Linked DNA regions of Homo sapiens: regions 2, 3, 4 and 5 are each linked to region 1. The links are chromatin contacts, found by Hi-C in ENCODE. All regions are on one chromosome and are shown on one strand. Each heading gives the region's core, a stretch centred on a gene start or an enhancer-like site at or near the end of the contact. The rest is flanking DNA. Distances are from core to core; before and after follow the strand shown. Region 1 holds the start of SMG9 (SMG9 nonsense mediated mRNA decay factor). Region 2 holds the start of ETFB (electron transfer flavoprotein subunit beta). Region 3 holds the start of ZNF345 (zinc finger protein 345). Region 4 holds the start of ZNF585B (zinc finger protein 585B). Region 5 holds the start of YIF1B (Yip1 interacting factor homolog B, membrane trafficking protein).

The links. Hi-C counts contacts between places; a loop is a spot of excess contacts on that map. Pooled maps may share reads with other maps.
Region 2: a loop to region 1 is called in a map of psoas muscle, with 15 times the contacts of the local background. The contact joins the promoter of ETFB here to the promoter of SMG9 in region 1. A Hi-C loop is called at or near these places in 1 of 168 maps with a recorded cell type or tissue (psoas muscle) and 6 of 50 pooled maps.
Region 3: a loop to region 1 is called in a pooled map, with 16 times the contacts of the local background. The contact joins the promoter of ZNF345 here to the promoter of SMG9 in region 1. A Hi-C loop is called at or near these places in 2 of 50 pooled maps.
Region 4: a pooled map shows a loop between it and region 1 (6-fold over the local background). The contact joins the promoter of ZNF585B here to the promoter of SMG9 in region 1. A Hi-C loop is called at or near these places in 2 of 50 pooled maps.
Region 5: a loop to region 1 is called in a pooled map, with 6 times the contacts of the local background. The contact joins the promoter of YIF1B here to the promoter of SMG9 in region 1. A Hi-C loop is called at or near these places in 4 of 50 pooled maps.

Annotation. Positions count from the first base shown.
Region 1 is chr19:43,753,236-43,757,298 of GRCh38, reverse strand. SMG9 (SMG9 nonsense mediated mRNA decay factor) reads left to right here and starts at 2,337. Exons shown (of 14, transcript NM_019108.4): 1 at 2,337-2,645. RefSeq lists a silencer at 2,557-2,916 and an enhancer at 3,147-3,406.
Region 2 is chr19:51,363,575-51,367,637 of GRCh38, reverse strand. It overlaps ETFB (electron transfer flavoprotein subunit beta), which reads left to right and starts at 1,250. Exons shown (of 6, transcript NM_001985.3): 1 at 1,250-1,368. The coding sequence starts at 1,312. CLDND2 (claudin domain containing 2) reads left to right here. Exons shown (of 4, transcript NM_152353.3): 3 at 62-181; 4 at 423-540. The coding sequence ends at 496. RefSeq lists silencers at 1-134, 405-454 and an enhancer at 684-1,643.
Region 3 is chr19:36,849,070-36,853,132 of GRCh38, reverse strand. ZNF345 (zinc finger protein 345) reads right to left here and starts at 2,257. Exons shown (of 3, transcript NM_001242472.2): 1 at 2,165-2,257; 2 at 1,229-1,303. It also overlaps a transcript of ZNF790 not described here. RefSeq lists an enhancer at 2,495-2,734.
Region 4 is chr19:37,208,277-37,212,339 of GRCh38, reverse strand. It overlaps ZNF585B (zinc finger protein 585B), which reads left to right and starts at 1,804. Exons shown (of 5, transcript NM_152279.4): 1 at 1,804-1,899.
Region 5 is chr19:38,314,100-38,318,162 of GRCh38, reverse strand. It overlaps YIF1B (Yip1 interacting factor homolog B, membrane trafficking protein), which reads left to right and starts at 2,216. Exons shown (of 8, transcript NM_001039672.3): 1 at 2,216-2,303. The coding sequence starts at 2,246. RefSeq lists a silencer at 1,892-2,381.

The DNA of each region.
Region 1 (4,063 bases), core at 1,088-3,587:
GCTTCCTGCCTATGGGGACTTCGGTAAGGCCCTTCTCTCTTCCAGGCTCATTTGTCTACATCTGTTTTTTTTTTTTTTTTTTTTTTTTTTTGAGACAGAGCCTTACTCTGTCACCCAGGCTGGAGTGCAGTGGTGCGATATCAGCTCACTGCAACCTCCACCTCCTGGGTTCAAGTGATTCTCGTGCCTCGGCCTCCCGAGCAGCTGGCATTACAGGCGCATGCCACCACACCCGGCTAATTTTTGTACTTTTAGTAGAGATGGGGTTTCGCTATGTTGGCCAGGCTGGTCTTGAACTCCTGACCTCAGGTGATCTGCCTGCCTCGGCCTCCCAAAGTGCTGAGATTACAAGCGTGAGTCACTGCGCGGACCAACATCTGTTAAACAAATTAGGGGAGAAGATTATAGTGATGTATATAAAGCAGAGAGCACACAGCCTGGTACACAGTGGGTCCAAGGTCAATGCCAGGCCTCCTCTTTCCCTCTTTTAAGAAAATTCTACCTCTGAGGGTTGCCCTGACGTGAAACTGGCAATCGTGAGTGATCTGGGGTTGAGAAATTCAGATATGGCCTGAGCTGAAGAAGTAAAATTGGACACTGATAGACATAATACAGAGATGGCCTGTCATGTGTATCTTTATCAAACACCCAGAATCTTTCCCCAGAATCCATCAACAGTGGACTCAAGTCATTCTGGGTGACTGGTGTTTCTACCTGTGGCAGCCTGGAGAGGTGGCTCCACCTGGTACTGGTACTGGGACAATGACAGTAGGGATGAGGCCTGGAGGGGAGAGGGCTGCTCAGAATCTACAACTATCAGCATGGTAGACCACAAAATAATACACAGAGACAACACACAGTACCATTAGGCAACAGGCACTGTTCTATGCACTCTCACCCATTTAATGCTGGCGGCAATGTTGTAAGTAAGGTTATACCACACCCAATTCACAAACAGGGACGTAGAAGTAGAGAGTATTAAGTCACTTGGTCAAGCTCAGCCGCTATTTATATGAACTCAACACATGCTCTTAACTCCAATGCTTTATTATAACAGCAGCTCCAGAAGGAAACCGGGAACCAGTGCTTTAGGAAAGGAAAATGGGAACCAGAGGTGGAAACTTACTTTTATTGTATACAGCCAGAGAGGTTTGAATTGTGTATGTACATGTAATACCTGTTCAAATATAATTTTAAAAAACTTTTTTTTAGACCAGCCACGGTGGCTCACGCCTGTCATCCTAGCACTTTAGGAGGCCGAGGCGGGCGGATCACTTGAGGTCAGGAGTTCGAGACCAGCCTGGCCAACATGGCAAAACCCAGTCTCTACTAAAAATACAAAAAATTAGCCAGGCGTGGTGGACGCCTGTAATCCCAGCTATTTGGGAGGCTGAGGCAGGAGAATCGCTTGAATTTCAGGAGGTGGAGACGGCAGTGATCCGAGATCTCGCCACTGCACGCCAGCCTGGGTGACAGGGCGAGACTCCGTCTCTAAATAAATAAATAAAATAAAAATAAATAAAATTTCAAATAAAAAGCTAGAACCTTCCCATCCACCCACTCTGCCCACTGGGGAACTGCCGACCCTTCCGAATGCGCATGCGCTCTCCAGGCCGCGCCCGTCGCCCAATGTTCCTCTTTGGCGCGCGCAAGACTCCGCCCACGTGTGTTTAAATTTTCGACCCTGGAGCGGATTCCCTTCTCCAACGCGGCCTTCGAGGGTTTTAAACATAGTTCTGTCTCAGACTATTCTGCATCTCCCAGGCCTTAAGGATAAAACTGACACTGGAGACCCTTCAGGGTCTGACCTGCCCATTCTGCTGCCTCACCTCCCACCCAGGTGGACCCTGAATCCAAGCCAGTCTAGACCTCTTCCCCCGGGGTCTTCGCCGCCTTTGCTTAGCTGTTCCCTGGAGTACCCTCGCCTGCCTGTCCTTCAAGGTCCAACCGGACCCGCGCCCTTTCCTAAGTGATTTGAGGCCCTGGCAGTCTCTCCACAGGCCGGGGTGTCTTCCAGGGCGCACGCCAAGTCTGATTCATTCATGTGTTCTTGGCACTCAGCCCAGAACAGTGAAATTCCTCCCTGTCGTCCCACCCCACTGCATCCCGCCAACATCACCGAAGAGGCACAACTCGAACCCCAGATCCGGGCCGCTCTCCCTCCTGCCGGCTCCTCGGCGTATCCATTTCCCTACTCATCTCCCCACCCTCAACCCCCCAACCGCGCGCACGCGCATTGAGTCAGAGCCGCGGCGTCCTCCCGCCTCCCGCTCCGGAACCCGCATGCGTGCTGAAGCCGACCGCCTCCATCCACGCACGCTCAGCCCGGCGAGCGCATTCAGTTCTCGAGCTCCAGCCCTCAGCGCATGCGCAGGACGAGTCGCCTGAGGGAACTGATCTCAGCTCGGGCCCGCGTTACATCCTCCTCCTCTTCTTCCTTCGGCCCAGCTTTCCTTAGGGGCTGCAACCCGGACGCCGAGGCCGGTTTCGGAGTGGGGAGTGCCCATTTTCTCTCCTTCCCACGTTCCTGGCCCCCAGACGCCATTTGCAGGCGGGTGGCTTGGGTCAGCCTCCCCGCCCCCACCCGACTCCCGTCACGGGAGAGCGCACACCGCGCCCCGAGAACCAATCAGCAGCCGCGTTAGGTAAGGGGGCCGCGAGCCCGCGCGAGGCTAGCGCACCGGCGGCGGGCGGGGCGCTCCGGCAGGCCCCGCCCCCGCCTTGGCCATTGAAAGGTCGCTGGGACGTCCGGCGGGGGTGCGGCACTGAGTAGGGGGCCGGCGACCGTCAATTCGATACTGGGTTGGCAGGAATGGGGGCGGGGGACGGAAATAACGTGTAAATGAGAAACTTATGCTCTGCGAGATCCAAGTACAGCCTGCAAACTGCCCGTCAAGTACTGGGGAGGCCGCCCCAATAACGTGTAACGAGAAACTTGAGTTGGGTTCCCCGAGGGAAGCTTTGTAAAGCAATGCCTAAATCCGGGGGAGGCTCCCTTCTAGAACCCCGTAGAGAGAAGTTTAAATCCTAGGGAGTCCTTAGGAAAATGTGCAAATCGACTACAGTTCTGGGCTGGGGAGTGCCCCACGAAGTGGGCTTACATACTCAGGAATCGGGAGAGTCTCCCCAAATATTTGCAAATAGTGAGGTTCTGGGAGATCCCCGAAGGGAGTGTGTGAAGCGATGCCTAAATACTGAGGAGACACTCCCCAAAAATATGTAAATTCGATTTGTTAATTTTCGGGAAGTCACCCTAGAAGTCCATCAGCAGACACTTAAATAGACCAGCTTTCCTAAGTTTGGGGGTAATCCCCAAAGGAGCCCGGAAACAGCATTGGAAGTCCCCAGCTTGCATGTGGGTGGGGTTTTTTTTTTTTTTCTTTGAGACAAGAGTCTCGCTCTGTCGCCCAGGCTGGAGTGCAGTGGCACGATCTCGGCTCACTGTATCCTCCACACCTGGTTTAGGTGGGCTTTTAAGTTCCAAGGAACTCCCCACATTCAGATACTGTGGAAGCTCCCAGAATAAAGGGCACAGGGAGGCCAGGTGCGGTGGCTTACCCGGGGAATCCGATCACTTTGGGAGACCGAGGCTGGCGAATCACTTGAGGCCAGGAGTTCGATACCAGCCTGGCCAACATGGCGAAACCCCGTCTCTACTGAAAATGCAAAACTTAGCCCGGCCTGGTGGTATGCACCTGTAATCCCACCTACTTGGGAGGCTGAGGCAGGAGAATTGCCTGAACCCGGGAGGCAGAGGCCGCAGCCAGCTGAGATCGTGCCACTGCACTCCAGCCTGGGCAACAGAGCAAGACCGTCTCAAAAAAAAAAAAAAAAAAAAAAGAAAAGCATTCACACAGGGGCGCTTACTTTGCACAGGAAAGGGCATCCTCATAGGCCAGTAAACAGAAACCTCAGGGCTGGGCAGTATCCCAATTGAGGCATGAAGACAAGTACTTAAGCACTGGGTAGATTTCAGAATAATGTGTAAAGACACTTAATTGCAAGTGAGGGAGGAGTCTCAGATTCTGGGGAGAATCTCCATCCCAGACTAAGCAGTCATTTC
Region 2 (4,063 bases), core at 1-2,500, 7.6 Mb before region 1:
TGGCCTGGGTGCAGCCCCCACCAGGCCCAGCTAGCTCATCTTGCGGCTGGGCGGGGCCCAGGACTGCTGCTGCTGACCGCCTTGATAGGCTACACCGTGAAGAATGCGTGGAAGAACAACGTCTTCTTCTCTTGGTCCTATTTTTCTGGGTGGCTGGCCTTACCCTTCTCAATTCTCGCGGGTAAACTGGACAGCGGGAAGAGGGTGGAGGAGACTGCCCAGAAGACCCTCACCCCAGAGGCTCCCCAGCTGCCCTCCCAGGAAACCCCGGGGACCTCTCGGGGACTCCCCAACACACTAACGACTCCCGCAGACCCGGCAGAGACCCCCTTGGAGCCCCAAACCCCAGTCCCCGGGGCCCTCCCGGCCATCCGCCCCAGGGCCCACCTTCCTCTCCCTGCTCCGCACCCCCGTCCCCCCAGGCTTCTGCTTTCTGCTGGCAGACATGATCATGCAGAGCACCGACGCCATCAGTGGATTCCCCGTGTGTCTGTGACTGCAGCCTGCCTGGGGCAGAATAAAGGAACGGCTTTTTTTAGCGCTGCGGCTCCGCGTGCTTTTCTGCGGGTCGTGGGGACGCAGGCACGGGGTTGCATAGAGGCTCAGGGAAGACATAAGGACATGAACTCATAGGGAACGTGGAGACAGGGAGACACAGACATGGAGACACAAGTCTCCATGGATTGGGATGGGAACAGGGACATGTGGGAGGGGCGGGGCCAGGAGGGGACGTGGGCCTTTGGAGAGGGTGTGGAGAGGCTGTGGGGACGACATGGAGGTGAAGTAGAGACACGGACAGGGGAGGATACGGATATGGAAGGGACAGGGAACACGGGGATGGAGAGAGTGGAGAGACCGACGCGCGAGGATTCAGAGGCGTGGGAATACGAGTACCGCGACTTGGAGAGGCCGGGAAGAAGTGGGGGATCTGGAGAGGGAGAGCAGATCCGGGGATACCGGGAAGTGTTTATAGGACCGGGAGGATCTATAAACTCCGGGCGCGCTTCCCTCCAGTGCACGACCTTTCCCCTAGTTCTCTGCCCTGCCCTCTCCGCCAGGCCTTTCCTTCTCTCTCCAGGTCCCGCTCGCTCCCCGAGATCCGCTTCCCATTGGTTTGCATTGCTTGCCACACCTCCCTTCCTTCCGGCCTCTCGATTGGTCCTCTGTCGGGGAGGCGGGCTCTGCAGCGGTTGACTGGCTGACCGTGCTGCGCGCAGGCGCAGAGAGGGGCGCGGGGGGCGGGGGTGGTGGGGCTTCTGGACTGAGCCGCTGAGGGTGCGGGCTGACCCTGTAAGTGGCTGCGGCGGGAAGATGGCGGAGCTGCGCGTGCTCGTAGCTGTCAAGAGGGTCATCGACTACGCCGTGAAGGTGATCGGGCCCCCCTCTCCCACATCCCTGAGTCCCGCAGCCGTGTGCTTCCGGGGCCACGAGCGCACACTGGGTGGGGGTCTTCTCGTAACCCCCGACCTCTGCCGCTTTAACCCCCAAACGTCAAAGTCACCTGAGGGCAAAAATCCAAGAGTGAAGTTCTAACATCCGATCCCTCCGGGGTCACGGCCATGTTCTCTTTTCCCTCGTTCTGGATTCACTCTCTTGATAACTGTTCAGAGTGAGTTGCTTTCTCTATTTCTTACCCACTGGAAGAAGTCACGGTCCCTGTTTAATGCACGGAGAAACTGAGGCACAGAGAGGTCACCCAGCTAGAGAAGGGCAGAGCCGAGAGTTCTATCCAGGTTCCTCTGACTGCTTTCACCCACTAGGCTGCATTACTTACCATTGTACTCTTATATTACCCGAAATGTGCTATAGAGGGAGTCAGACAGGGTCCTGTGGGGCCCCAGAAGCTGCTTTCCACCCTCCATAGCCACAGGGTGAGCCAGGAGGCTCTAGCTAGGGAGAGAGAAGTGTGTTTGCTAGAGATGAAAGTTCAAGGAGCCAACCTGACTGAGCTGGGGGTAGCTCACATTCTCCATGAAAGAGGTGGGGGAGGGTGCTCTCAGCGCCTGGCTTGTTGTCCCCAGAGGGAAGCTGGTGTGGACAGAGGTGAATCAGACACGGTCTCTCAGGCCCGTTTCTCTCAATGCTTGGCCTGAACTGGACTGAAGATGGTGACTGTCTGTCCATGTCTGTCCTTCCCATCAGCCTGGGGACTTACCTCCGTGTCCCCAGCATTACCTAGCGCAGGGCCTGGCACCCTGGAGGCCTCAGGGTGGGCAAAACCAGGGTCACAAAGTTGACACTGATACTGCCCCTGCCTGCTTAGGGAGTGGGCTGGGGAAGAGGGTACAGGAGCCAGACTTGAGCATGAAAGTGTCAGTGATGATAGCAGCCAGCATTTAGCGGGTACTTACGTGGCAGGCATCGTTCCAAGTCCTTTGCAGAGATTAACCCATTCAGTCCTTTCAGTACCCTTTGTATTATTTATTATTTATTTTTATTTTTTGAGACGGAGTTTTGCTCTTTTTGCCCAGGCTGGAGTGCAATGGCGCAGTCTTGGCTCACTGCAACCTCAGCCTCCCGAGTTCAAGCAATTCTCCTACCTCAGCCTCCCAGGTAGCTGGGATTACAGGCATGTGCCACCACACCTGGCTAATTTTTTGTATTTTTAGTAGAGATGGGGTTTCACCATGTTGGTCAGGCTGGTCTCAAACTCCAGACCTCAGGTGATCCACCCGCCTGCCTCGGCCCCCCAAAGTGCTGGGATTACAGGTGTGAGCCACCGTGCCTGGCCGACCCTTTGTATTATTAATTCCATTGGATAGATGAGGAAACTGAGGCCTGTCAGATCTCCCAGCCAGTAAGTGGCAGAGTTACGATCGAAACCCCGGGCAAGTCTGGCTCTAGACTCTGCTCTCCCATCTCCCTCAATGCCCCCTGTCCTAATGATGCCTCTGGCAGCACATGACAGGGATGTCACCTGTAGCCCTTTTGAGACACATTCCTCTTGGGGTCCTGGGACCCAACACTTGGTTTCCTCCCTGCTCTGACTGTTCGTTACTGTCACATCTTTGGAGTCCTACAGCTCCCTGGGCCTCTTCTCTCCATCCCAGCCCTGGCCTTCCACGCCTGGCATGTCTGGGATTGGATCCGTCTCCCCCATGGTGCAGGCCCACGTTTGACTCAGCTCTGGTCCCAGCATCACTCAGCACAGAGCCTGGCACATGGATGTCTCTGGTGTGCTCAGGGAGAGAACAGAGGGGAAGCGTGAAGGCCGCGTTGAATCAGCTACTGTCCTTTCCAGAGGGTGCTGCCTTCCCCTCCCGCAGTGCCCCAGGGCTCCCTGCATTACATCCTGTCTCACTGGATGTGTCTGTTGATGTCCTTTTCAGAACAAATAAATGATTCAGACCCTGCCAGCTTCCTAAACACCAGATTAGACCTGGGTACTGTCCCACCCTCTTTCCCTTCTCCCAAAGCTGTCAGTTCTCCACCCCCCACCCTTCTTGCCCTATTGTCTCTTGGTGTCATTGTCTCACCTGGACCCTCACCCGGGTCCTCCCTCACTCCCAGTCTCTCCCTCTCAGCCCACCTCTACCCAGCCTTAGGGGCCTTTCTGCACCCAGAGCTCACCCTGCTCTCCCCTGCTCCCAGCCTGCCTGTGGCTCCCCAGCACCCTCAGGACAGAGTCGCAGCCCCTCTGCCTGGCATTTGGGATGCTTTGTGGTCCAGCCTCCTCTTCATGGTCTGCTTCAGCCGTCCACTTCCCTCCTTGGACCCTCCCTTACCCTTTGTGCTTCTGCCACTGTGACCTGCTCCTCCTGTCCTGACAGACCAGGCCGCGGCTTGCCCGTTCCATGCCTTCTTCCAGCACCACCCTCCTACCTCTGCTTTCTGTCCTTTGTCCTGCCCAACTCCAACTCATGGATTATATCAAAATCTAGTGATTCTCGGCCAGGCGCGGTGGCTCACACCTCTAATCCCTGCACTTTGTGAGGCTGAGGCGAGTGGATCAGTTGAGGTCAGGAGTTTGAGACCAGCCAGGCCAACATGGTGAAACCCCATCTCTCCTAAAAATAAAAAAATTAGCCAGGCATGGTGGCACGTATCTGTAGTCCCAGCTACT
Region 3 (4,063 bases), core at 1,008-3,507, 6.9 Mb after region 1:
AAATCCAGAACTTCTATTTGTCAAAAGGCACCACATAGAGTGAAAAGTCAAACCAGAGCAGGTGAAAATACTTATCACACATACAACTGAAAAAAGATTAATTTACAGAAGATATATACACATATGTACAACTGCCGTAAATCAGAGAAAAACCCAATTAAAAATTGGTCAAATATTTGAACAACACCTTATAAAAGGGGACATTCAACTGCACTCCAGCCTGGGCAATAGAGACTCAGTCTCAAAAAAAAAAAACAAAAAAAACAAAAAAGGGGACATTCAAATGGCCAAGAATCAATGCTCAACTTTATTAGCAATAAAGGAAATTTAAATTAAATATAACATTAGACACCCACCAGATTGGCAAAAATTTAAGAGTTTTATGATGTCTAGCATGGATGTGGAGCTAAGAAAACTCTTGTAAACTGCTGGCATAAGTACAGTATCTTTAGAGAACAGTTTGGCAATGTTTGGTAAAACTGAAGATGTACAAACCCTACCTATTAGCACTTTTTTTTTTTTTTTTTGAGATGGAGTCTCACTCTGTCACCAGGCTGGAGGGCAGTGGCACAATCTTGGCTCACTGCAACCTCTGCCTCCCGGGTTCAAGCGATTCTCCTCAGCCTCCCAAGTAGCTGGGACTACAGGCGCGTGCCACCACGCCCAGCTAATTTTTGTGTTTTTAGTAGAGACGGGGTTTCCTCATGTTGGCCAGGATGATCTTGATCTCTTGACCTCGTGATCCGCCCGCCTTGGCCCCCCAAAGTGCTGGGATTACAGGCATGAGCCACTGCATCCAGCCACTATCAGCAATTTAATCACTAGGTATATATTCTAAAGAAATGCAAGCAAATGTGTACCAAAATATGCGCACAAAATGATCATAGTCACACTGCCTGTAGTAGCCAAAAATTACAAGACAAATGTCCATCAAGAGTAGAAGGATAAGGCCGGGCACAGCAGCTCACGCCTGTAATTCTGTCTCAAAAAAAAAAAAAAAAAAAGAAAGAAAGAAAAAAAAAAGAAAAAGAAAAATTAAAACCATCTGACAAATCAGTAAGGGAAAATCAGGTGTGGGAGGTGGGGTTTGAAGACACCACATTTTCTCAAAATGGAAACTCCAGGGATCAGGTCATCTCATAGGCAAGAATTTTCAAGAGAAGGAAAGCAACTATGTCCTGACAAAGAAAAAGGGATTTTTCTTAAACAAGAGGACAGGACAAGCTACCTTGCAGGTGCCTTGTGGATGTTCAACAGCCATTCTTTACTCCTGTTCGGAGGCCTCTATCCAAGCAGGGCAGGGCTGAGGAAGGAGAAAGCAGTCAGGAAACATCAGGTTCTTCTGAGAGGGAGTTGGTTTGACTATGTCAGAAGTTATCTTTGCTCAGCCCCTACTGCCCATCACCTACAGAGGAAGGTCAGAGAAGTCTAGGGCATCCTGCTTAATCCGGGCATCACAGACAACGGTAGGGTCAATGCCGTTCTGGGCAGAACCTGTCCCTGAGCTCACAGGGGTCTCCAATGGCTGAAGTCACAAAGACAAAGACTCCCCATACCTACATTGGCTATACGGACACATAGTCACACAAACTCACTCACACCGCAGGGACATAAACGTCACAGGCACCCCAAACCTAAACACAACACACAATCACACACTCATACACACCACGGGGGTAGACACGGACACAACCACAGAGTCCGTGGGCATCTCTCAAATTCCCAGTGACATACACCTTGGGGTCACAATGACAACAAATTCACACGCACCCTCCATCAACAATATCACCAACGCGCGCGCACACACACACACGGAAGCAGCCACAAACCTCAAAATTAAGGCATACTACACACAGTTCGGCAAATGGTAGTAAACACACACACACACACCCCAAGGGGACATACAGTCACAACCGCGGTCCAGGAACCTCACACTCGCAAACACAGTGCCCAACCCGGTCACAATTAAACTCTACTCACACCCGCACAAACATAAACAAAAAGTCCTCCTCCCCGCCCTCACAGTTCCATACACGGTCGCACAGACACACGCCCCCAGTCACAACCGTACACACTCCTCACAATCGCTCCTTAGCCTGTTCCCCACGCAGCCCACACAGGTCGGGAGTTCCTGTCGCGCCAGGCTCCGAGCCGCCTCACTTACGCCTGTTCGGATAGGGTCAGCTCCGTTCTACTAGAATCCACACAAGTCGACCCTAGCTATCTCACAAAGCCCCAAGGCCGCTTGCCCAAATCCGCGGGAAGATCCCGCCCACTCCTCAAGAGACAATCTAGTTATCGCGGGAGAGTGCCCTGGGCCTAGAGGCTTCTGGGAAGTGTAGTCCAGAAAGCGACAGGTTGCCGAAAGCTACAGCCCAGCCATCCCGATTCCCCTGGCGCGGACTCTGGCACCAACAAAACTATCTCTTTGAGGTGAGCTGCCCATCGGAGCCTTCCGGGAGTCTCACCTGACAAGGAGTCCCTAGACCAAGCTTTAGTCAGGCTCCTCTGAGCCCTTTTTGCTTGGCCAGGCCTCCTCCATAGCCTGCGAACAGCACTTCAGCAAGAATCCAGCTAAGCCAGTTTAGTAACAATCCCCCCACTCTTGATACTTAACTTCCTCTTAGTAATTTAGCATCCTTTAACTCCTTCACCCAGCCCGTTAGCTATAAATCTCCAGCTGCTGTTGTATTGGAAGTTGACTATTGCAATAGTCTTTAACCAAGTCCTTCTTGCCTGTTTAAGTCCTCTGGGGCAAGCTTTCTTTCACCCCGCCCAGCCTCAGAGGGCGGCTCCCGGGCTTCCGCCCCTCCTCGGGAGACATACTGGACCGCAGGGTCTCCTGGGAAACGTAGTCCAAGCCTCGCCGGGGATAGATGGGCCCAACTAAAGTGTGCTGCGTTCTCTGGGTCCTGAGGCGGCAGTCTGGCCGCAGTGACCAGACTAACTGTGCCCCGGAGGCTGCTTGGAATTCCACTTAACGCTGGAAGCACGCAGACGCTCTTGAGGCGGGCAGCTGCGTAGCGTGTGGAGGAGCCGGGAGAGCGCACCCCAATGTGGCACCTGAGCGTCTGGGACCGAACCAGCATGGGGAGTCGGAAGGGGACAAATCCGCGATCCCAGTCATGCATGTGAGACTGGGCAAAGGAAGGCTCGAGTGTGTGTGAGACCGCGGTGGGCCTGCTTGTGCTGGTGGGATGAGGGGTGTCTGGGTAGTTGAGTGAAAGAAACCGCGTGCGGGTCAGATTGGTGTGTGTGTGAGAGAAGTGAGGTCAAGATGTGTGCAGCTTTGGGCGTGGGGAGGTCATATTGAGTGTGTGGAGGTGGGGGGGGCAAGATCGTGTATGGATCTGTGTATGAGTGTGTGTAATCACCTGAATGTGGGTCACTGCGTGGGTAGCTGATACTATGACTGTGGAGGAATCTGAACCTCCAAGTCTCATTTTCTCTTTAAATTGTGATAACAAGGTTGTATCTTCCTGGTGCAGCAGTTTTAAAGGGGGGAAGCTCCATTACTGATATAATAAAATAGCATTTTTTATGTAAACATTTAACATTCAGACATTTCTTCTGAACTAGAGTACAAAATCAGTTATGAGTACTCCAAGTAGTTTAAAAAAGAAACCCGTCATAATAGATGCATATGGGGAAGATAAATAGTGAAAGGGGAACTTCCTTTTCACTATACTCTTGTTAAATTTTTAAAATCAATGTGAGGACTCATTTGAAAACAAATATAAAATTAAAAAACTGACAGAAAGGGGAGCTAGGAGGAAATCAATAATTTTTTAAGCTAGAAACTTTGGGAGGTGGTAGAGGTTGCCGAAATATGATGGCAGGAAGTGTATGACAACAGGAAATGCTGATGTAAAATATAATCCTGAAGCTTTTAACAATGGCAGGAAGGGCCGGGCATGGTGGTTCATGCCTGTGATCTCAGCACTTTGGAAGGCTGAGGCAGGAGGATCACTTGAGCTCAGGAGTTTGAGACCAGCCTGAACAGCATACTCTCTACAAACAAAACAAAACAAAAAAACCAAGCATGAGTGCGGTGGCTCACGCC
Region 4 (4,063 bases), core at 555-3,054, 6.5 Mb after region 1:
CACCACACCCAGCTAATTTTTGTATTTTTAGTAGAGGCAGGGTTTCACCATGTTGGCTAGGATGGTCTCGATCTCTTGACCTCATGATCCACCTGCCTCGGCCTCCCAATGCGTTGGGATTACAGGCATGAGCCACTGCGCCCAGCTGGGATTGCTTTTGAGCCTGGGCAGTCAAGGTTGCAGTGAGCCATGATTGTGCCATTACACTCCAGCCTGGGTGACAGAGTGAGACTCTGTCTCAAAAAAAAAAAAAAAAAAAAAGCAAGATTTTCTTCAGGTGTTTTTAGTCACACGTTGGCCATATTAAAGACTGTTATTATTATTATTGTGCTGTTGTTGTTGTTGTTGTTGTTTTGAGATGGAGTTTTGCTCTTGTTGCCCAGGCTAGAGTGCAATGGCATGATCTCGGCTCACTGCAACCTCCGCCTTCTGGGTTCAAGCGATTCTCCTGCCTCAGCCCCCCAAGTAGCTGGGATTATAGGCACACACCACCATGCCCAGCTAATTTTGTATTTTTAGTAGAGACGGGGTTTCACCATGTTGGTCAGGCTGGTCTCGAACTCCCCACCTAAGGTGATGTGCCCGCCTCGGCCTCCCAAAGTGCTGGGATTACAGGCATGAACCACCACGACCAGCCAAGACTATTATTATTTTTATTGTTGCTGCTTACTATAGTTGTGCTTGAGTTAGCTAGGGTGGATGCTGATGGAGATTAAGGGGATTAAAATATCTATACCTCCCAAAGCCTTCTACCAGCCGTTTCAAAGGGGATGCTTAGACTTCTAACCCCTCTTCCATGGTATCTCCTAGAAGAGGATTGTACTAACCCAACTTCTACCCTATTTCCTAATGTGTTTTCAACTACTAAAAATTGTACCTCCCTTCCTGCAGGATACTACCTACTGTGACATAACTCCGTCTTGCCTAGTGGTTTCACCCAGGAGTGAACTCAGATCCCAGTCCACCCTTCTCCTGAGTGGTGTCTCCAAAAAATAGATTGTACCATCCTGATGCCTCCTCTTATCTCCCTTATTTCTCTCAGGATCCCTGGCTTCCTAGTTCCCCCATGGTTTCTCCTAGTAAATCGTTGTTTTCTGCAGTGTGCCGTAACCAAGGGGTAACTTAGGTATTGTAAATATAACAGCCGGAGGCGGTGGCTCACGCCTATAACCCCAGCATTTTGGGAGGCCGTGGTGGGTGGATCATTTGAGGTCAGGAGTTCGAGACCAGCGTGACCAGTAGAGACGTGAAACTGCGTCTCTACTAAAAATACAAAAAAATTAGCTGGGTGTGGTGGCGCTTGCCTGTAATCCCAGCTACTCGGGAGGCAGAGGCAGGAGAATCGCTTGAACCTGGGAGGCAGAGGTTGCAGTGAGCCGAGATGGCGCCACTGCACTCCAGCCTGGGCGACAGAACAAGACTCTGTCTCAAAACAAACAAACAAACAAAAAAAAACATAAAGCTCCAGATCCTATCTTCAGGAACTTCTTCTTGGGTACAAGCGTGGTCACACTGGTTACAGTCTTGCATTCTATGTGAAAATCCTTGCCTTACTCTAGTCAACACTCCAGGAGGCGGACTCCTCCACTGTACGGAATCGATACGCATCAAAGATGGCGACCCACACAAATAAACACCATAAGGGCGCGGTTATATTCTCTGCCCGTGAGCGCCGATTACGGAAACTGCACGATGTCTCTAAATATGTGTGTGCTCCCTGTTGACTGTGGGCTGAAATTGGCTTCCAAGTTAATTTAGAGCATGCGCAATATCAACAGTCCATAAGGGGAGGTGCTAGAAGTCGGACCGGAAGTGGAAGTGGTCCCCGAAGGCTATTTCGCCGCTGGCGTCAGGACTATTTTCACGTTTTAATGCCGAGAGGTCTCTGTGACGATTTTGGTTGGTTGCAATTAGGGATTCTGTGAAGTCAGTAATAGAGGAGTTGTCTGTGGAATTAGTGATGGTGGTTTCGGGGCATGGTGATGGGGGTCTGTGACGTCCGTTGATGGTTGTCTGTGACAGGGATTTCTCGGGTCATTGATGGGGCTCTTTGGGATGAGTGATTGGGGTTTGGGGGTCAGTGACGGGAGTCTGTGGTCAGTGACTGAGGGCCTGTAGGGTCAGCTATGGTGGTCGGTGAGGACTGTGATCAGCTTGCTTTCTGACCTGAGTTGAAAGTTCAGTTCTTTCCATTTCAGCCTGTAATATAAAGATTAACAAGTTTTGATGTGTAGCAGTTTCGTATTGTTCAAATCTAAGTGTTTAAAAATTTTTTTCAGTAATTGTTTTTCTTTGACCCATGAGCTGTTTAGAAGTGCACTTTATGGCCGGGCGCGGTGGCTCAAACCTGTAATCCCAGCACTTTGGGAGACCCAGGCGGGCGGATCATGAGGTCAGGAGATCGAGACCATCCTTGCTAACACGGTGAAACCCCGTCTCTACTAAAAATACAAAAAATTAGCCGGGCGTGGTGGCGGGCGCCTGTAGTCCCAGCTACTCTGGAGGCTGAGGCAGGAGAATGGCGTGAACCCGGGAGGCGGAGCTTGCGGTGAGCCCAGATCTTGCCACTGCACTCCAGCCTGGGCCACAGAGCACCAAAAAAAAAAAAAAAAAAAAGAAGTGCACTTTATGTTTCAATTAGTGTCTGTAGGTGATGCTTCAGTTGAACAATTGCTTTATGGCCTAGTTCTTCCTCATTTTTCATAAATGTCACATCTATTACATGAAAAGAGTGTAATATGTTCTCTAATTTGTATTGTTATGGATATTAATCATATGTTATATATATTATGTATCTCCTCACAGATTATTTTGTTGAGGAAGGTAAACTACTCACATTGGAAAAGTTATTTGTCCACCTGTCCTTTCTTCTGTTTCTGCTTTATATATTTAAAACTATATTATTGGGATCAGTTGAGTGTATTGCTAGATATGACTGACCGGGCCTGGTGGCTCACGCCTGTAATCCCAGCACTTTGGGTGGCCAAGGTGGGCAGATCACCTGAGGTCAGGAGTTCGAGACCAGCCTGGCCAACATGGAAAAACACCTCTAACCAAAAATACAAAAATTAGCTGGGTGTGGTGGTGGGTGCCTGTAATCCCAACTACTCGGGAGGCTGAGGCAGAAGAATCACTTGAACCTGGGAGGCGGAGGTCGCAGTGAGCCAAGATCATGCCATTGCACTCCAGCCGGGGCGACAAGAGTGAAACTCCATCTCAAAAAAATAAAAAAATAGATATGACTAAATAGCTCAAAAGACATTATAGCAATTCAAGCTTCAACCAATAATTTATAAAAGCAATTTGCCTAAATGCTTTCCAACAGTGGATGTTGTCACTTTTTTTTTTGAGACAGAGTCTTGCTCTGTCGCCCAGGCTGGAGTGCAATGCCGTGATCTCCGCTCATTGCAACCTCTGCTTCCCTGGTTCAAGCTATTCTCCTGTCTTAGCCTCTTGAGTAGCTGGGATTTCAAGTGCCCGCCACCACGCCTGGCTAATTTTTGTATTTTTAGTAGAGACAGCGTTTCGCCATGTTGGCCAGGCTGGTCTCGAACTCCTGGCCTCAAGTGATCCATTGTGCTTGGTCTGTTACTTTTTTAAAGCTTTTATGATTCTAAGGAAAATTTCTCTCTAATTGTTCTGACGCGTTTTTCTTTTAGTTAAGTTGGTATCTTTTTGTTAATTGCCATTTGCTTCCTTTTCTCTGAATTTTCATACCTTTTCCAGTTTCTTTTATTTTTTTTTTTGGCCTTTTTTGCTTAGTGATTGCTTAGAGTTAACATTACAAGCAAGCTATCATCACATATTGAAAAAATTTCTTATATATCTTTATGTCGAATTTTATGGTTTATTTAAACATATAATTAGGAAACATAATCAGAAATACCTGTTTTTTTCTGTTATAGCTTCTGGGTTTCCTGTCATGTGTAATAAGATCCTTATCACCCCACCACAATGCTATACAAATATATAGTCTGAAAATTATTTTAATATCCTTAGGGGTTTTAAAAAATGCATGTATTTAAATGTTTAGTGCTCCTGGAATTTGTCTACTTAATAGTGT
Region 5 (4,063 bases), core at 967-3,466, 5.4 Mb after region 1:
GGAGTGCAATGGCACAATCTCGGCTCGCTGCAACCTCTGCCTCCTGGGTTCAAGCAATTCTCCTGCCTCAGCCTCCTAAGTAGCTGGAATTATAGATGCCCGCCACAACACCCAGCTAATTTTTGTATTTTAAGTAGAGACAGGGTTTCGCCATGTTGGCAAGGATGGTCTCAAACTGACCTCAGGTGATCTGCCCGCCTTGGCCTCCCAAAGTGCTGGGATTACAGGCGTGATCCGCTGCACTTGGCAGTACTTGCTTTATTAATTAAATATATATACATAAGGCTGGGTGCGGTGTTTCATGCCTGTAATCTCAGTGCTTTGGGAGGCCAAGGCAGGTGGATCACCTGAGGTCAGGAGTTCGAGACCAGCCTGGCCAACATGGCGAAACCCTGTCTCTACTAAAAATACAAAAAATTAGCCAGGTGCGATGGCACACGCCTGTAATCTCAGCTATCGGGAGGCTGAAGCAGGAGAATCACTTGAACCCAGGAGGCAAAGGTTGCAGTGAGCCGAGATCGCATCACTGCACTCCAGCCTGGGCGACAGAGCAAGACTCCATCTCAAAAAACAAACAAAAAAGCAATAAGAAAAAAAAAAACATTTATGGAAGAGATGTATCTGGAGCAACCAGAGCAAGAGAGGGCTGAGGATGAGGAGAAAATGGTGTTGGAGCCCAGGGGACAGAGGCTAAATCAGAGGTGAAGAAGAATGCGGGCATTTCGCTCACAAAAAGGAACCACAGTGGAGCCAGCACTCATCACTGAGAAACCAGGAGCAGCCCTTAAGGTCTCCAAAAAGACAACGTCTCAGAGGAGGAAGAGGAAGCCACAGCGATAGGGTCACTTGCTGACATCCTTCCGGATGCGCTATCGCTGCGCAGAAGTAACTTCCACCACTATGTTTTCCTGAGATAAGTCGGGGAGTCTGAGAGGGAGAGAAGGGGGGAGACTGAGAGTCAGAGAGAGGAGAGACTAAGGACGCTAGGTGGGCAGGGCTCTTCACTTGCAGGTGCGCCTGTGTGCTGTGAGTTGCTGGGGGTTGTAGAATGCTTTTGGTGGACAGAGGGAACCAGGTTGCAATGTGAGAACATTTTTATGAATTTCTGGGAAACTGCCTTAAGATCTATTCCAAGAGAGACACCTGGTTCTTCTCACCTAACTTGTTGGGTTTCCTTTTCTCACTCTAAATATTCACTTTAAGGCCGGGCACTGTGGCTCATGTCTGTAATCCTAATGCTTTAGGAGGCTGAAGCAGGAGGATGGCTTGAGCCCAGGAATTCGAGACCAGCCTGGGCAACATAGCAAGATCCTGTTTTGACAAAAAATTTAAAAATTAGCTGGGCATGGTGGTGCATGCCTGTGGTGCCAGTTACTGGGGAGGCTGAGGCAGGAGGATCACTTGAGCTCAGGGGGTCCGAGGCAGCCTGGAAAACAGAGGAAGACCCTGTCTCAAAATAAATAAATATTTACTTTAATACCTAAGGGATGTCAAAAATTGTATAAGCCCCTACAACTCCAATTAGCCCCTCAGGAACACAAATGTTTCTCTTTTCCTTGCTCCACAGCCTTTTCTGGCTCTCCAGTGCTCTCAATGACCCAAACTGAACGGCTGTCTGCAGAGAACTGCATTTCCCATCGACCTTTTCGCTCGATATTTACATTTTAAAAAATGTTTTGTAGCGATGGAGATCTCGCTGTTGCCCAGGCTGGTCTCGAACTCCTGGGCTCAAGCGATCCTCAGCCTTCCAAAGTGCTGAGATTACAGGCGTTAAGCCACTGAGCCTGGCTAAATTAAAAAAAAAAAAAATTGTAGGGATGGGGCGGGGCGAGGGTCACTATGTTGCTCAGGCTAGTCTCGAATCCCTGGGCTGAAGCAATCCTCCCGCCTCGGCCTCCCAAAGTGCTGGAGTTAGGGGCGTGAGCCCCGGCAAGGGGCAGACACTCATTTTCTGTCGTGGCAGACACCGCCTCCTCCTGGGATTGGTCCCGGCCTCGCCCTCCTGCCACTCAGGCCTTGACTCGCTTTACTGCATGAGCCCAGTAGCCCAGTCTCCGCCTCTTACGTAAGGCACCGCCCAGTCGTCCAGGCCTCCGTGAAGGGGGGGGCTGGAGGGGTCGGGGGGGTGGGGGCGAGGCCTTCCCTCAATCCTGACGTCCATTGGCTGTCTCTTCGCCGGCGGGGCGTGGGTACGGGAGCCGGGCGGGCACGCTCCGAACCGCGGCTTAGGTGGCGGCGGCGAAGGATGCACCCGGCAGGCTTGGCGGCGGCGGCTGCGGGGACGCCCCGGCTGCGTAAGTGGCGTACGTGGCCGGCGGAGGAGATCGGGCGGGCGGGGGCGTGGCGGGGCGGCCGCGTCGGTTGGCGAGGTCACTGCAGGTCAGAGGTCACGAGATCAAGGATCTGGAACCCTGAGGTGTGCACAGCGCTGGGATGCCAGGTTCGGGTAGGAGGCCCCTTGGGGGGCGATTCTTTAGGAAATTCCTTTAGAAGAAAACAACTTGGGACTGGATAGCGTGCGATATGCAGAGAAATGCAACTTTCATTCATTTGCAGTTAGCGATCCGCCCTTCCCTGCTCCCCACCCTTCCGTGGCTCCCCAGTACCCGCCTGCTGTCGCCCACACCCTTAGGACAGCTTCGTGGCCCCCCGGGAGCGCAGAGGGCCATGCCTACCGCTCATTTAAGAAGCGAACCTGTATTGTGCTGTTGGCCCCCTTTTCCTGTCTCTTCATCTCCGTGAGTGTGCTGTGTGTTTCATTTATTCATTCAACCTAACTTGTCTCAACTCCCATGTGTCAGGCCCTGTGTTGGGATGGAGATGTTGTGGGAGCCCTGAGGAGGCACATGACCCAGCCTAGGGGTGTCAGTGAAGCTTCCTGGAAGAGGATACTTCTTTTTCTTTTTTTTTTTTTTTTGAGACCTAGTTTTGTTCTTGTTGCCAAGGCTGGAGTGCAATGGCGCGATCTCAGGTCACCGCAACCTCCGCCTCCCGGGTTCAAGCGATTCTCCTGCCTCAGCCTCCCAAGTAGCTGGGATTACAGGCGCAGGCCACCACGCCCGGGGTGGTATAGACGGGGTTTCTCCATGTTGGTCAAGCTGGTCTCAAACTCCCGACCTCAGGTGATCCGCCCGCCTAGGCCTCCCAAAGTGCTGGGATTACAGGCGTGAGCCACCGCACCCGGCATGGAAGAGGATAATTCTGATCATGAAAAGTTACCCAGGAGAAGGAGATTTGTAGTGAGAGGGCAGGCTGGGCGTGCTGGCCTACACCTATAATCTCAGCACTTTGGGAGGTCGAGGTGGGCGAATCACTTGGGGCCAGGAGTTGGAGACCAGCTTGGGTAACAGCAAAATCCTATCTCTAATAAAAGTACACAAAATTAGCCGGGTGTGGTGGCGAGCACCTGTAATCCCGGCTACTTGGGAGTCTGAGGCTTGAGAATCACTTGAACCCAGGAGGCAGAGGTTGCACTGAGGCGAGATTGCACCAGCCTGGGCGACAGAGCAAGACTTCGCCTCAAAAAAAAAAAAAAAAAAAAAAAAAGAGGGTGATCCACCTGCCTTGGCCTCCCAAAGTGCTGGGATCACAGGCATGAGTCACGGTGCCCAGCCAACCAGCCTGGCCAACATGATGAAACCCCATCTCTACTAAAAATGCAAAAAAATTAGGTTGGGCGCAGTGGTTCACACCTATAATCCCAGGATTTTGGGAGGCCGAGGTGGGAGGATCACGAGGTCAGGAGTTCGAGACCAGCCTGGCCAACATGGTGAGACCCCATCTCTACTAAAAATAGAAAATTTAGCTGGGCGTGGTGGTGTGCGCCTGTAGTCCCAGCTACTCAGGAGGCTGAAGCAGAAGAATTGCTTGAACCTGGGAGGTGGAGGGTGCAGTGGGCCGAGATTTCACCACTGCACTCCAGCCTGGGTGACAGAGTGAGACTCCATCTCAAAAAAAAAAAAAAAAAAAATTAGCCGGGCGTGGTGGCGCGCACCTGTAATTCCAGCTACTCGGGCGGCTGAGGCAGGAGAATCGCTTGAACCCAGGATGCGGAGGTTGCAGT